Regions from separate parts of the Homo sapiens genome. Here region 2 is linked to region 1. A link is an interaction called in ENCODE POLR2A ChIA-PET data of the cell type or tissue named here. Cell type or tissue: MCF 10A. All regions are shown on one strand. Each heading gives the region's core, and the rest is flanking DNA. Links, peaks and the distances in the headings are about the cores only.

Region 1 (8,022 bases), core at 1,600-6,599:
TCTTCTGTGTCCCTGACACTCAGCATGTACCTGTCCGTCTGCACGCAGCTGGGGCCGGCTCCAGTCAGCTGCACACAGTTTGCCCAGCTCACCTACTTATTGTAGTTCAAGGCCAGGGACCCTGCCTCCTGTGTGTCTGGGGTTTCCCCAGGGCCTAGCTTTCACTCTGGCGGCCCTAGCGGGTGGCCGATGCTGGGTCACGTATTCGGACTGGTTTCCCTAAACTGCGGCAGCTGCAGTTCCTGTACAGATAGGCTCAGCGAAAGTGCCGGAGCCTTGGGTTCAGACCTGGCAAGTCCCGGTTCTGCCGGTTGTGTGTGACCTTGGGCAAATTCTTTCAGCTCCAGGAACCTCGCTTTCCTGGCGATTGCTGTATTTTGGGGGTAGATGACACGCATATTTGTCATTAGAGAGAACCACATGCTCCGGTCCCCAGCGGCGTGCAGGGGCTTCAGGGAAGAGAGTGTGCGGAGGGTGACCTTTGCAGTTTGCAGCTGGACAAGTGGCTTTGGGCCTCCCTGTAATCCCTCACGTGTCTGTAGGGTGAGCAGGCGTCACTCCTTCCTCCCTGGAGCTGAGAGAGTTCTCCTGCTTTGGCCGGGAATGACCGGCTTAGAGCTGAGGTGGGGGTGACACCCAGGTGTTTTCCAGGTCACCCAAGGGACAGGGTTGAAACAAGCACCATCCCAGAATTCCCAGGCTGGGACGTGAAGTGGCTTTGCGGTGCAGACCGGCTGTCTCGCGACGTGGGCCACTGCTTGCTTCCTCCAGGCCACACCTGACCTCGGCCTAGGAGTGAGCTCAAAGCTGCACACACAATCCCTTCAGCTGGATTGGGAAATGCAAAAACACCAGGTGCAGGGCTGTCGGTTAGAGTTTCCATTTACATTACCTGGGGCTTTTCTGTCCGGCTCGCCCTTCCCCCACCACCTTGCACAGGCCTTCACTCCCACAAGCCCAGGGGGTGGCGGTTCTTCCCAGACAGTCCACCTGGGGAATGTGAGCACCAGGCAGGCCTGGCCTCCCGCTGCAGACAGGACACACAGCTTCTGCGGGGGACCTGGCTCTGGCTGGGGAATTTTGACCTGCAAAAGGCAGACAGCCATGTGACAACTGTGGAGGCCGGGATCCTCGGTCCAAACCCCTCATTACCTGGGTGGCCCTGGGCAAGTCAAACCACCTCCGATTTCTCCTCTGCACATGGGGATGTGAATACTTCCTTAGAGGCTAGTGGTGGGGATTAAATAAGCAAAGGATAAGAGAGGGGCCGGAACGGTGGTGCTTGATACGTGGTGGCTGATGTAATCATCACCCCAGCGTTCAGTGCAGGCTGTCTGCCTCTGGCTTCGCGGAGCTGGCACAAGTATCACCTCACTGAAATGGCATAACGCTCTCATAATGTAGACATTATTCTTCTTGTTCTTTCCATTTTACCAGTGAGGAAACTGAGGCACAAAGAAGTGAAATAACATGGCCAAGACGCAGCTAGTCAGCGGTAGAACCCGACGTTGGCATCTAGGCGTGCTGACTTCCAGCACTGTGCTGATGGACTCTGGGCGGGCTGAATTCCAGCACTGTGCTGGAGCTGTTCCTCTCACTCTGCTCCCTCAGTGGCCCCGGACGCCCCTGTGGGTCCCAGGCAGCTGGCATGACCCGCACGCAGAGCCTCGCTGTGGTTAGCATAGAGCCCTGGGGAGGCCAGCTCTAGACCCTGCTGCTCCATTTGCAGGTGGGCTGGGGCAGGAGAGGTTGTGGGGAGGGTGTGGGCTCCCAAGCCAGATGCACCTGGCTGTGCTTCCCAGCTGTGGCATTTACAACTGTGGATTTTGATTTTGTCACTAGTAAGGGTACAGTCAAGAGAAGCCACTAGGCTTAGGCTGTTAGCTTCCCTTCCTTGGACTTACCCAGGTTCCCCTTCTGTGAGCCTGGTTTCCTTCTATGCTTTCTTCATTCAACAAACCTTTCTGGGAAGCTTTTCCCTGTAAATCTCTGGACTAATGAGCAAGACTCAGTCCTCACTCGTCTGTTGAAGGGTGTGTGTGAGTGCATGTGTGTGCATGTATTTGTGTGCTTATGTGTTGCATGTGTGTGATATGTAATTCCAAAGACACAGGAGTAAAATAAGAGCCATCCACAAAGGCCAGAGGAGGGAAGCAGCAAGGCGCTTCCCAGCAGTCCTTGAGTGCAGACACTCAGGAAATGTTTGGAATGAATAGGAGGAAATCAAAGGAGGCTTCCTAGAGGAGGTGGCATTTAAGCTGAGGCTCACGGCATGAGTCCCGTTTTGATTACAGAAAGAGAGAGGCTGCTGTAGGAGCCAGACTCAAAGACATGGAAATACCTAGCCAGAGGCAGACGGCTCCCGAACTGCAGTCTAGCCAGGGTTCCATGGGGCCTTGTTTTGTCACAGGCTGTGTGTTGGGGTTGGGAGCAGCACAGGGTGAGTGAGTTCCTGGAGGAAAGTAATAAAGACCCATCTGTTTGTTCAACAAACATTTACTCGCTATGCACCCGGCCTAGTCTGCAGCTCAGTGAAGACCAGGATGAGGCTGTTGATGGAGCTGGCAGACTAGTGGAGGTGACTAACCCTGGAGCCACTTGGGGCCCCCACAGTGTCCCCGTGCTGGGGTGGGACTTCTGCAAGGCCCTGGGGGCCCTGAGCGGGGAGGGGGAATGGGAGAAGGAGGGCCATGCACAAGGGGTCAGGAAAGAGGGCATCACACAGCTGTGGCTTCCAGGCTACACAGGTGTTGTTGGGAGAGGCGAGGGAGGCCATGAGCCCAACCTATGGGGCCTCGATGTGGGGAGGAGAGAGTCGGTCAGCGTGGGGCAGCTGCTGGCAGATGGCAGGGGCTGGGCACTTGCCTTTTAGGGCAGCGGTGCTCATGCTGCATTGAGCTCAAGTTACCTGGGGAAAGTGCAGATTCGGGGTCCTACTCCCCTGAGACAGAGTCAGTGGGGGCCTGGGGATGTGGATTTTAGTTTTGTGGGTGTGTTTTTGGCACCCTAGGGAATTCTGACGTTAGTTCTTTGCTTAGTAGCCTGGGCAACAAGAGCGAAACTCTGTCTCAAAAAAAAGGAACACCTCTCTAGAAGCACTTCAGGCATCAAAGCTAGAAATTCTTTAAAGTCCATGACGCTGTTGCCTCTGCCTAGAACGCAGAGGCCCCAGGTAAGAGGCATGCAGGAGCATCACCGCGAACCCAGAGTTCCCACCTTCGTCAGTCTGCAGCCACCCGCTTATTTCCTTTCAGGTCACTCCATTTCTTGTATTTCATCACCTCTCTCCTCATTCAAGAAAAGAGTTTCTGATGGCTTATAAAGATATCACAATATATGAACATGGCATAGATTAAAAATGGGGTGAAAAGATGGCAAAACAAAGGCGGGCTCGACGCAGATGGGAAAGCAAGGCTGTTGCCTTGGCCGTCATTTCCTGTCCAGCTCCCATCATTTCTTTCGGAGCATCTGGCTACTTTGTGGGCTGTGTGAAGGATTCGGGGTCAAGCCGCCAGGGCTCCTTCCCCTGCAGAAAACCTCGCATCTCTATAGTAACTACAGCTATCAAATCCACACTTGGTTTGTTGAATGAAACGCGGTGCTTCTTAGTATGGGAGCAATGTCGAGGAAGTCTCGTCTGGCGACAGGAAGGGCTGCGTGCCCAGTGCCACCAGCGAGGTTTTGTGCCTGTGAATGCGGGCCCTGCGCTCGCTCGCTAAGCCAGCCCTGAATGGTCCGCACCGGCTGCAGGGCCACTTGGCCTCTGTGCCTGACCCAAGGTTCCCAGGCCCCGGGGCCCCCAGTTGCCAAGTCATCTCAGAAGGGGTTTTCCAGGAGCCTAAGGGGGCCCAGAGGCCCCCATGTTTTAGGGTGTTTGGTGGAAGGGGACTCAACCACATTGTGTGTGGTCCTTGGTGGAGAGAGATGTGTGCTTCAAGAAGAGCTTCAAAGCAGTGGACTCCATTGGAAGGGAGGCAGCTGAGGTTCTGGAATCTCTGTTTTGTAGATCTCTCCCTGCACACAATCTGCTTTCGTGTTCCTGATGGATTGAATCAAGAGTGAATGAGCTCCTACTTCGCGAAAGCAAAACAAACTAAACGCATCAACCACGACCGCAGAGCCCCCATCTCTCCCAGGAGGGTGAGCCCATGTTGTGTTTTCATTTGTCAGAAATCTATCTTAGGAAGCCATTCCTGAGATCTGTTCTAATTTAGGCCATTTTTAAAAAAAATAATGCAGTTGATTCTTTTCCCGTGATCTTTCTTTTCTCCATGACTTAAATTTCCCCAGGAACTATTCAAATGCCGCATCTGGGGTTTTGTTTTTGTTTTTTGATGAAGTCATGACTTTCTTTAAACAGTAATTATTAAACAAACCAAAGGGAAACCTTCTGTGAGGATGCTGTTTACAAATATCACCACTTTTACAATCAGTAATGGAGGTTGCAAAGTGCAGGATTCTGAGTTCCAGTGAGTCTGGGGAGTTGCTTGAGTCTTCCAATTGGTTCCTGCCTTGTCCAGAGGGTGGTTTCTCGCATGGGAAATGGTCTTCAATGCCCTTCCCTCCTCCTCCTCTCTCCTAACTCGATTTTTCCAGGGCTTTCATGTTTCGCTCCCATCGCAGGGTCGGGAATGCCCTGTGCTTGGTGACCATAGGGTGGTGAAGTCACCCTGCTCTGCTAGAAAAGGGACGAGTGCTGTGTTTTGGGTGGATGACCAAGGGCTCACTATCCCGGTGGCTCATTTCCTGGGGGCCTGTGGGCTGCCGGGAGCACCCTGAGGAGGACAGAGTGGAGTTGCAGCTGCCCATGCACTGCAGAGGGGACACGGGTGTTGTGCAGCATCTCGGGAAGGGCGTGGCAGATGTGGCAGGTGCATGGCAGGGCCATTCCATTCTGTCTGTTGCGGGACCCTCCATCCAGCTCAGGGCCGTGGATTGAACAGAGAGACAGGTATGGCAGTTGAAAAGCAAGGGTGCTCCCAGGTGAGCACTGGGGCTAGTTTTCCAGCTGGCAATGGGTGGGGTGTGGTGGTCAGAGGAGTGGGGTTTGGGTTGATGGCTGTGGCCTGGCTGTGGTGCTGGGAAGGGGTGATGGGAGATTGATGGGAGGTGGCACCCACGTGGGAGAGGAGTTGGCATCACAGCCATGCCCTCGGGGGTTGGCTGCTGCACTGACCCAGATTGGTGGGTGCTCCAGAGGGAGTGGTGAGTGGGAAACTGCACTAGGAACAAAGCTCTTCCTTCCTCCCGGCCCCTCTCCTTCCCTTCTTTCCTTCCTCTCTCCCCACCTCCCTCCTCGCTGTCTCCCTTTTGACCTCCCTCCTTCTCTTTCCCTTTCACCCTCAAAATGTGATCTGAGGGTCCCGGATGCTGGACTCATCTGGGACTGGGTGTGCAGGGTGAAATATGATCCTGTGGACTTTCTGAATTGGGATCCCGGGAAGTGTTCCTCATGGGTGCCCTGTTAATAGCACCTCTGCTGACACTGGAGTGTGACAGCCACCGTTTGAAGGCACAGCGGCCTCTTCCCCTGGGTTAGAGATGTACCGTGACTCCCCAGTCTCTGTTGAAGGCCACGTGTTACACGTTAGTGTCCTGTGGGATGAGCAGTGTATTGTCTGCTGCAGAGTGTAGCACCTTCTTGCCCTGTATTAGCCAGGGTTCTCCAGAGAACAGAACCAACAACATGTGTGTGTATATAGAGAGATTTATTTTAAGGATTTGGCTTACAAAATTACGGAATTGTGTAAATTCCAGAAAATCTGCAGGCTGGCCAGCAGGATGCAGATTGGGAAAGTTTGGGGCTGTGGTTCAAGCCCAGAGGCCTGGCAGGATTCCTTCTTGCTCGGGGAAGGTCACTCTTTAGCCTCTTCAGGCCTTAACCTGATTGGGTGAGACCCACACACACGATGGAAGGTCACCTGCTTTACTCAAAGTCCACTGATTTAAATATCAATCTCAGTCAAAGGCACCCTCACAGAAACATCGAGAATAATGTTTGACCAAATATCTGGGCATGGTGACTCAGCCAAGTTGACACATAAAATTTACCAACACAGCCCCTTATGTCTTTCAAATATCCAGAGGTTTCTCTGGTTCTAGAAGACCGCCATAGGCAAGGTAGGGGTCTCGACCCTGTGGAGCTACAGAAATGCATAAAGCCACGTGAGTGGGCCTGTTCTTTCTGTCAATCATTTGGCATAGAGTATCCATTTTGTGTCCATCATAGGCAAGTGCAAGCCTTATATAATGTTACCAACATAGATCACACCTCAGCATCTTGCTTGATGTGAGTGCTCATTTTTCCATCAAACCTATCCACCTACTTCCTCCCTCCCTCCCTTTTTGCTGTGATTCAGTCCATATTATTGGGCATCTAGCATATTCCAGGCACCAGGCCAAGCACTAGGCAATCAGAAATGGAGAAGACACATCCACTACTAACAGTGAGCCCAGAGGCCAGGAGGGCTGCAGGTGCAGAAGTCAGTCCACGGAAGGTTGGGGCCAGCAGCCTCCTTTCCCCTCTCTGAGCTTCCTTAGCAATGCTAGGTCTTAACACACAGTCCACAACAGTCCTGGGTTGTCCTGGGGACAACACCACATCTTTGTACCTGATGTACCTGTTCTTCTGTACAGAGGCGCCGTGTCCCTTTTGTCAAATTGCGGCCGAGGAGCAGAGCATCGGCATCACCCGGCAGCTGGTTAGAATGCAGCTGCTCAGGCCCCGCCCAGACCCATGAGTCAAATCTGCATTTTCACCAAATCCAGCAGGTGATTCCTGCACGTGTACGTCTGCTACCTGCTTCCCTGGTCTTCATCCCCTGCAATATGCAGAAATGTTTCCATGGAGAATTCCAGAAGAGTTGACAGCCTGGCCACAGGGCTGTTCTTGCGAGATTGGAATTTATTCCTAAGCCACACGGGGAAGCCTCTTCTCAGGCTTATGGGAGGCAGCCTGGAAGCCACTGGTGAAATGTGAGCTGGGAGTGTGAGCCTCTGTGCCTCCGCTGACTTCTGGAGGCATCTCGGGGAGATACGTCACTCCTCCAAGATTGCTTTCTCCTCTGTAAAACAGGGATAATAAAAAAAAATCTTTCTTTCTGGGTTGTTGGGAACACAAGCAGATCCACAGCGTGTGGAGGGCCTGCCCTGAGCCAGGTGTGGCTGCACCCTCATGACAGGCAGAAGGCTGCGCTGGAGGAAGCTGGAGCTTTGGGGCTGGGCCCCTTATCACCAACGCAGGGACAGTGCTTGCTGCACAGACTGTCCCTAGGACTAAGTGAAATTCTGTGAGCAAAACACCCTGAACCGTAGCGTTATTTTTATAACAATCGGCTTGTGTAACTGCCCTGTGTGCAGTGCCAGCCCTTGACTCATACCCAGAGACAGGTGGGGGCAGGTGGAGGAAGGGACCACTGTTGGCTGAAGCAGTGTCTTCTAGATTGTTCAAAGAGGCACCATTCACCTTAGCGTACTCAGGCCTAGATTTCTGAGAGTCCGTAAGAAGGTGCAGAAGTTAATGTGCCATGTTGCTAAGTAGATTTCTTTTTAAAAGGTGTTCTCTTCTAAGGTAGCGACAGATGTGAGGGTTGCTATGGCAACAGGTGTCTGTTTGGAGAGCACCGCACAATAGGTGAGATGGCTCACCAACAATTTATGGTCACGGAAGGTGAGCTTCCTCCCAGGAAATTTTAGTGACGGATCACCTTGCTCTGGGTTTACATTTTCCGAAGCTGGTTTTATTTTGTGCCTTGGGAGACTGGGCAGGATGGGGAAGCCTTTGTGTGGATTCAGAGCAGACTCCGTGCGCAGCAGATGGTCAAAGGGTCAGAGTCTTTTCAAGAATTGAAGGAGATTAAAAAAGAGCCTTGAAAAATTCGATGGTCTAAGATCCTCCGAGAACATTTCACCAGCCTGCAAATTTCTTTGTAGCAAACAGCACTGCAATTTTGCAGAGTTAGGAGTAGAATCTGTAGTTGGCCACAACTTTATTCTTTCCATAGAACAAGTCTTCAATGAGTG
Region 2 (8,022 bases), core at 1,202-6,201, 780 kb after region 1:
TTGGCAGGGACTAACAGAAGCAAAGAATACCCAACACCCATATTTTGTCCCAGGGGTTGATATGCAAGCCCAAAATATACATTAAAATTGGAAGAGCCCTAGAGGGAGCTTGTCCATACCCTCCATTTATAAATAGGGTCAGAGACATTGAAATAGAGGGAGCGATTCGTCTCTAGCCAATTTGAGAACTTGGGCTAGAATCCAGATTTCTCCTCCCCTGACCCACTGCTCTTTCTAGAACATATTGAGGCAGCATAGTGAAGGCAAAGATCATGAACTCAGGGTCAGAATGCTGAGTCCAAATCTTTTCTCCTCTGATGTCTCATTTTCAAGTTACTTAAGACTTCGAAACCTCACCATCTTTATCAAATAAATATATTAACACCTTTCTTATACAGTTGCTTAGAAGATTAAACAAAGTACTGCTTGTGAAAGCACCTGGCTGGAGGCAGGTGCTTACTGAACATTAGTTTCTTCCCCATTGCAATAGAACTTGTATATTTATTGATGCTTGGAAATAGGAGAGAGACTCAGAATCAACAAAGATTTCTGATGGTGCAGCTGGCCCAGCGCCTGTGCTCAGAGGTGTACACAGGTGAGTGCCTTTAGGCGTCGACCCTGGGCAGATACTGAGCATTGGAGCAAGAGAGCAATGGGATCTTTCTTTTCTGGGAATACACACTAACTGGCTGGGATGCTGTGGGCAAGGGAAAGTGGGTTGTGAAACCCACAGGTGGCCCAGAGCATGGCAGTGACCAGAGTCAGTGTCAAGGCTGTTTTCCTCTGGGCTATACCCCCCACCAGGTTTGTGGGGACTGCAGCCAAGTCAAACAGAGCTGCACACACTCAGAGCTGCACTTGCTTCAGGCTTTCCCAGGGATGGCTTCACCAGGCTCTATGGGTCAAATGTTCACCCCGCGTCACTGGGAGGCAGTGCACCTGTGTGGTTATTATCCACCAGCTGAGAAGCCAACCCTCTGTTCCCAAAAAAGCTCCTGGGTTTTCATTTTCTTTAAAACGTAGAACATTCATTGAATGCAACTTGTCAAGCCCTCAGCCAAGCTTAAACATTTGCCTTGGCACCAGGCCATCCTAACACAAGGACTCAACGCTGTCCCTGGCTGACATGGCTTTAAAAGAGTTTCAGAAGTTGAAATTCAGTGAGATCGTAAATACACCAGGTAGACAGTTGAATCTGAAGATAAAAATCGTAAGGTGATTTGCTAGATCCAAGGAGAGGTCAGGAAAAACCAAGCTTCTTTCCCGATGTCCTAAAAGTTCAATAATTCTTCAATGATAGCTTCCCTTTATTGAGTGCTTCTTATATCCCAGGTCACTACTGTGCATTACTGCTAATCCCTAAAGACAACTGGTTGTTGTTATGTCCATTTGGTTGGTGCACAAACTGAGGCTCTGATTTAGCATGAGATCATAAAGCTAATACGTGATGGGGCTAGAATTTACATCAATGCTGGTTTAAGGAAAACAAAATCAGAAATAAAAAACTGAAGTTGTTTTCACTATACCATAATATCATGCTAAGAAACCAATTGAAGTGAAAAATAAATTAAATATCCTCATGAGATTAGAGTCGTAACCAAACTTAACAGAAGTGCAGTCTGCCCTTTAGCAGTCTTCAAACAAGTAATAGTCTTAGGGCAGAAGACCCAATGTCACGTTCCGGCTCATCTTGCCCGGCTCATCTTCACATACAGTATGTTCCAGCCAAAGTGCATTCCTTCCCAGGATGCTTCCCAAGGCTTTTTTTCGGTGCCTCCAAGCTCCGCCTCCCGGGTTCGGGCCATTCTCCTGCCTCAGCCTGCGGAGTAGCTGGGACTACAGGCGCCCGCCACAACGCCCGGCTAATTTTTTGTATTTTTTAGTAGAGATGGGGTTTCACCATGTTAGCCAGGATGGTCTCGATCTCCTGACCTCGTGATCCGCCCGCCTCGGCCTCCCAAAGTGCTGGGATTACAGGCGTGAGCAACCGCGCCCGGCGGTGCCTTACTGCTCCTTCTGCACAAAATCCCTTTCTTGCATTTCTTATTTTTGAAATTGCAACCATCTTTAATTCTACTGCCTCCAAGCAGATCTCTGACTCTCTTGAGTCATTCAGAGAACAAAACGTTTGGTTTTGTGGGTGTTGATTAAAGTAAAGAATTCCAAGTCCTGCCTGTAGAGATTCTGATTCCACAGGTCTGGAGTAGACTCTCAAAACGTCCATTTCAATAACATTCAGATGAGTCTGATGCAGAAGATACATGGAGCATGCCTTGGGGAACACAGGCCTAAGTGTATGAGTTCTCTCCCATTAGAACCTTTAGAGTTCTTATTTACATTGCAGTTGTTTCTGTATGTTTGGTTTAATGTCTTTACGCTTCATGCAGTGGCTGTGACTTGTTATTCTTCGTATTCTTCTACTGTCGGACACAGAGTTGGAACTCCACAAATATTTACCAAACTGACCTTACTACCACATTTTTAATTAGAGAGATACATATTTTGGAAAATATCATTTTTCTAAATTTTCCTGCTTGCATCAGGTAAAGAGTAAATCTGGGGAAGGATTAAGAAGAAATAAAGACAGCAGATTTGGAGAGATGGGAATACAGTTATCCTGGAAGGAAATGTCAGGGAAGGGTGTGGACTCAGATTGGGCCTATTTTTTTTGTTTTGTTTTGTTTTGTTTTGTTTTGTTTTGTTTTTGCTTATTTGTTTGTTTTTGAGACAGAGTCTAGCTCTGTAGCCCAGGCTGGAGTGCAGTGGCGTGATCTCGGCTCACTGCAACCTCCGCCTCCTGGGTTCACGCCATTCTCCTGCCTCAGCCTCCCGAGTAGCTGGGACTACAGGCGCCTGCCACTGCACCCAGCTGATTTTTTTTTTTTTTTTTTGTATTTTTAGTAGAGACGGGGTTTCACCATGTTAGCCAGGATGGTCTCGATCTCCTGACCTCGTGATCCTCCTGCCTTGACCTCCCAAAGTGCTGGGATTACAGGTGTGAGCCACCATGCCTGGCCCAGATTGGGCCTGTTTTAAGGACACTTGCTTACCACTTAAGAGTTAAATAAGGTGATTGCAGCATAGCCATGAGGTTCTGAAAGAACATGGAAAAGGCTCCAGGAGAGAGGATGTAGTCTTATCCTTCACTGCCAACTGACTTTTTTACATTCAGCCTTGGGTGGTTTGGGAAGTATCTACATAGAGATGGGAGACTGAATTATGTGAACTCCAATACACTTTGGTCCCTAATTGGATGAGATAGACAGGTTAGGCCTCTTGAATGTGCCTGCATCTGCAGTTCAGGATAAATTAATATATCTGCAAAAACCTTCAAAATGACAGTCCATGTTTCATCCTAGCTCAAAGCCTCCTAAAGTCCATGTGGATTTAAATTCACTAAATTCTGAGTTCACAGGGGAATGCAAGCCTCAGGCAGAGCAAAGCTTTAGGAGACTCTAATATCTTTCAGGTTTTGGAATCCAATATCTTCACAAGCAGGCTTTGGAAAAGCCAGCCTGGATCACCGATGTAGCCTCCTACATTACCACAGTCTTCACCTACAGACTGAGTCCATAGACTGTAACTTTTGTGCTTGTTGTATTCACCCATTGCAGGATTACTCCTTTGTTGTATTCTCTCCAAAGCCAGGAAAGTGCTCTTTACTGAAATAGCTATTTGGTTCTTTTCTCCCTCTTTCCCTTCTCTTTCCTCTCAATTCTAGAATGACTTTGAAATTATAATCTTAAGGGAAAATTCAAGGCCCCTTTATATTGCATATGATTATTTTATCAGGAAGTTTGAGTGAAGATGTTACTCAGAATTAATTTGTAGTTAGGAAACCAAGACATAAAAGTCCACTGGTGGGTGGACCAAGAACATAATTTATTTAGCTGATGTAAAAGAGGACCATTACTACCATGTTTTACATTTCATAAACATTTAACAAGAGGGTCACTTTCTGTTGAACTACTTTTCTTATCTCACTGGACACAGGACATCCCTGTGGTGAAGCTGGGAAGCACCAATTTGAACACTTAAGCTGGCATTTGCAACTCGCAAAATTTTCTCTCAGCTTCTTCCAGAGGTATGTGATGATTCCACAACTCAATGAATCTTTGATCGTCTACTCATTAAACAAAAAACAAACAAAAATCAGCACCCGTTACGTGCCAGGAATTCTGAAAGATGTGGGGAAATATGACCTTTCTTAAAGAATTCACGGTCTACTAGACCAAGCCAAAATGAAAATGGACACTTTCAATAAAATCAGGCAATTGCTCCAAAGAGGGTGTGAGTCACCTCAAAGAGGCAAGGGAGAAGGACCCACTAGGAATGCCCGCCCTGCCTGGGCAGAGAACGTACCCTGAGCAAAGACTGTCTGAACTCCAATTCTGTCTTCTTTGTAGCTCTTCGGTCTTGAACTAGGTGTTTAACTCTCTATACCTGTTTCTCCATCTGAAAATTGAGGTTAATAATAGCATATACCACATAGGGTTGTATGAAGGTTACATGAGTTGATATTTGCAAAGCACTTAGAGGAACACAAGACATATTTTAGTTTATTTTATTAGCATATAATGTACATGGTTTCAGCAGAAGTATCTATCAATAGCATTTCACACAGTTGGCAGTATACCTTTGCACTTGCTACTATATCTTGGCATTAAATGAATATGAATGGTTACACCAAATACAGTGATGATCATTAGAAAGATAATGCCCCATCTTCACAATTTCTCATTTGTTTATTCATTCATCAATATTATTATAAGAATCAATGTCTACAGGATACCAGGCTTCAGGCTAACAGAGAGTACCATTAAGATCATTAGGGAATTTCCCTCTGCAAAACAAGCTCCAAGTTTAGTAGGCAAAATGGGCACACGGCTTTAATGTAAAATTGTCATAGAGAAAATCAGCATATGGCCCTGGGAGGGCAGTGAGGGTCTCAAAGGAGCTTCCCAGGGCAGGTCATACCTGAGCTAAGTCTTAGAGGATGAATTGAAGTTAGTCAAGCAAAGATGTGATAAGCTAGAAGTTCTGGTGTGATCCCGATGAAGACAGCCAGCAGAGAAAGGCAGGGCCTGGAAGGTAAAAACAGTTCACACTGCCATGGAGTTTCTGATTGGTGTCTATTCTGTTGTCCTGAGAAGCAAGTCAAGCAAGGCTTGGGTTATTTGAATCTCTAAGAAGTAAAGTGGCTTTTCCAACATGATGTCAGCATGAAGGAGCTGAAGAGGTGCAAGCTGACAAACCTCCCAGAACGACAGAGGAAGTGAACAGGAGCAGGCTGGGCTGCAGCTCAGAATGGGGACCAGCCTGGCTGCTTCTCAGTCATCTGCTGCAGAGAAACACAGGGGCTTACTCTCAGCCGGGTTGGGCCATTACTTTCATCATGATTTGGCAGAACCAAATGGGTTGACAATACTGCTGGCCTTCCCTCTAAGGCCCCAAGGTAGCTCACTTCAGTTCTTTTCTTTCTTCATATTTCCTAATTTTAAGAACAAACAAAAATATCAAAGCATCTTGTTATGTTTTGAGAAGACCCTATTAAAATGTTTAACAGCAAATAGAGAAACAATTGATGGACAATGTTCAGTGTATGGGGCCTCACTAACATACGTGAGGTAGAGTGGTTTATGGAGATTACTTACGTCGTAGATTAGAAATGGTAAATATGGCTGACGGCCGGGTGTGGTGGCTCATGCCTGTAATCCCAGCACTTTGGGAGGCCGAGACAGGAGGATCACGAGATCAAGAGATCGAGACCATCCTGGCCAACATGGTGAAATCCTGCCTCTACTAAAAATACAAAAATTAGCTGGGCATGGTGGTGCGCACCTGTAGTCCCAGCTACTCGGGAGGCTGAGGCAGGAGAGTAGCCTGAACTCAGGAGGGGGAGGTTTTAGTGAGCAGAGATTGTGCCACTACACTCCAGCCTGGCGACAGAGCGAGACTCCATCTCAAAATAAATAAATAAATAAAAATAAGAGAAATGGTAAATACCACCACCAATCTGAAGAGAAACCTGACTTTGGAAAAATATTACATGTATGTTGATTAAAAAGAAAGATTTAAAATACCATAAATGATAACTTCTTTTTTCAATTCTTCACAAAACCTTCTAGTCCCAGTGTTCTGTGTTTGGGTGCCCAAACTCCAGAGCCCTACCTACTCTTTTGTTACTGGGAAGGGCTAATTATTTCCTGAAGATATCCGCTCACTCAAGTCAGCAGCAGATCTCAAGTGTCGTGGAATGTTTGTGGATCAGCTAGAACAGAGCTCCAAGATGTCATGTTGTGTTTTGCTATTTTCATTCTGCTGTTTATCCTCCCTCAGGTGGTCCTTAACGAGAATTTGGGAAATAAGCTGAAGATGTTCCCTAGTCCCCACTTTACAGATGAGAAGAGGGAGGTGGGAAATATTAATTTCATACAGACTGATGCCTAAAGATGACAATTGTTTCTTTCCACTCTAAATAAAGGATTCCATCTGCTGAACCACGAGGAAGGCAGATTCAGTATCACAACCCTGTTTCAAGCTCAATGTGGCTGGATCTCACCTGCCACAGCCACTATGTAATGATCCTCAGAACTCAGCTTTCTCATCTATAAAATGGGAATAATAACAACTACCTATTGGGACTATTGTGGAATTAGAGAGGCTGTTTATAAAGTCCTTAGAATAGCACTTGAAACATAAATAGTGAATTAATCCTACTTTTTCTTTTCTTTTCTTTTCTTTTTTCTTTTTTTTTTTTTTTTTTGAGACTGAGTTTCTCTCTTGTCACCCAGGCTGGAGTGCAATGGCGTGACCTCAGTTCATTGCAACCTCTGCCTCCCAGGTTCAAGCCATTCTCCTGCCTCAGCCTCCTGAGAATCTGGGATTACAGGCTTCTGACACCACGCCCAGCTAATTTTTGTATTTTATTTTGTTTTGTTTTAGTAGAGACAGGGTTTCGCCATATTGGCCAAGCTGGTATCAAACTCCTGACCTCAGGTGATCCACCTGCCTTGGCATCCCTAAGTGCTGGGATTACAGGCGTGAGCCACCGCTCCTGGCCTGTCCTACTTTTTCTTAAGAAATTAGTATTATTCCTACTTACTATTAAAATTTTAAAGCATCTTCAATTCCTGGTTATATAAATTGCTTTCTTTTAACTGTAAAAAATGTTTTCTTTTACTTGATCCCATTGCAGAGGGAGCTCCTGAATCGTATTTGCATATGGGAAAGCTGAAGTGGCTGGCATTGTGCAACTGGACTGAGGGACTCGGTTGTAGTAAGTAAAAGCAGATTGTAATACACAGCGTCGGCTCATCACTATTGTGCTACTTGAAATGTACTTACAAGTAGCCCTTTAAAGAGATTATGAAGAAATAACTGTGCTACTCACCTTTTCTTTCAAGAGAAGCCAAAGGGAATGAGCAACTCTGCTCTTTCTTCACTGGGTAAAGGGCTCAAAGGGCTCAATTACTTTTTTTTTTTTTTTTTTTTTTTGAGATGGAGTTTCACTCTTATTGCCAGGCTGGAGTGCAATAGTGCGATCCCGGCTCACCGCAACCTCTGCCTCCCAGGTTCAAGCGATTCTCCTGCATCAGCCTCCCAAGTAGCTGGGATTACAGGCATGTGCCACCATGCCCAGCTAATTTTGTATTTTTAGTAGAGACGGTGTTTCTCCATGTTGGTCAGACTGGTCTCAAACTTCCAACCTCAAGTGATCCACCCTCCTTGGCCTCCGAAAGTGCTGGGATTACAGGCGTGAGCCACCATGCCGGGCAATTACTCGTTTTTTAATTTTAATTTTTATTTATTTGACAATAAAGTTGAGAGTTCAAGCTTGCTTTGATTTCTCCCCAAATTCAGGTTATACCCCAATGCTCCAAGATCTCACATACCCCACACATCCAAGCAGAACCTGATACATCTAGGATGATATACCTCTGCCAATCTGATCATCATAGAGTCTATGAAATTTGTGGAATAGCTTCCACTTCTCTTAGAATAGAAAACCTAAAAGTCCCT

Evidence for each region. ChIA-PET counts read pairs that join two places held together with the same protein. Peaks named below come from ENCODE experiments on the same cell type or tissue, not always from the same donor. Only the 100,000 strongest peaks of a DNase experiment are listed, where the experiment ranks them.
Region 2: POLR2A ChIA-PET joins it to region 1 with 5 read pairs; 2 of 35 experiments call an interaction of 5 or more read pairs at or near these places.

What each region holds. Positions count from the first base shown.
Region 1 is chr2:8,566,566-8,574,587 of GRCh38, reverse strand. It overlaps LINC01814 (long intergenic non-protein coding RNA 1814), which reads left to right. Exons shown (of 6, transcript NR_110257.1): 5 at 4,007-4,140; 6 at 6,637-8,022. Among named protein-coding and RNA genes, the nearest start is that of LINC01814, 13 kb to the left of the region's middle. RefSeq lists an enhancer at 2,088-2,667. In MCF 10A, for the core only: no CTCF peak of the experiment used is centred there; no DNase peak of the experiment used is centred there.
Region 2 is chr2:7,785,156-7,793,177 of GRCh38, reverse strand. No RefSeq gene overlaps it. Among named protein-coding and RNA genes, the nearest start is that of LINC01871, 63 kb to the right of the region's middle. In MCF 10A, for the core only: no CTCF peak of the experiment used is centred there; a DNase peak (open chromatin) is centred at 4,217.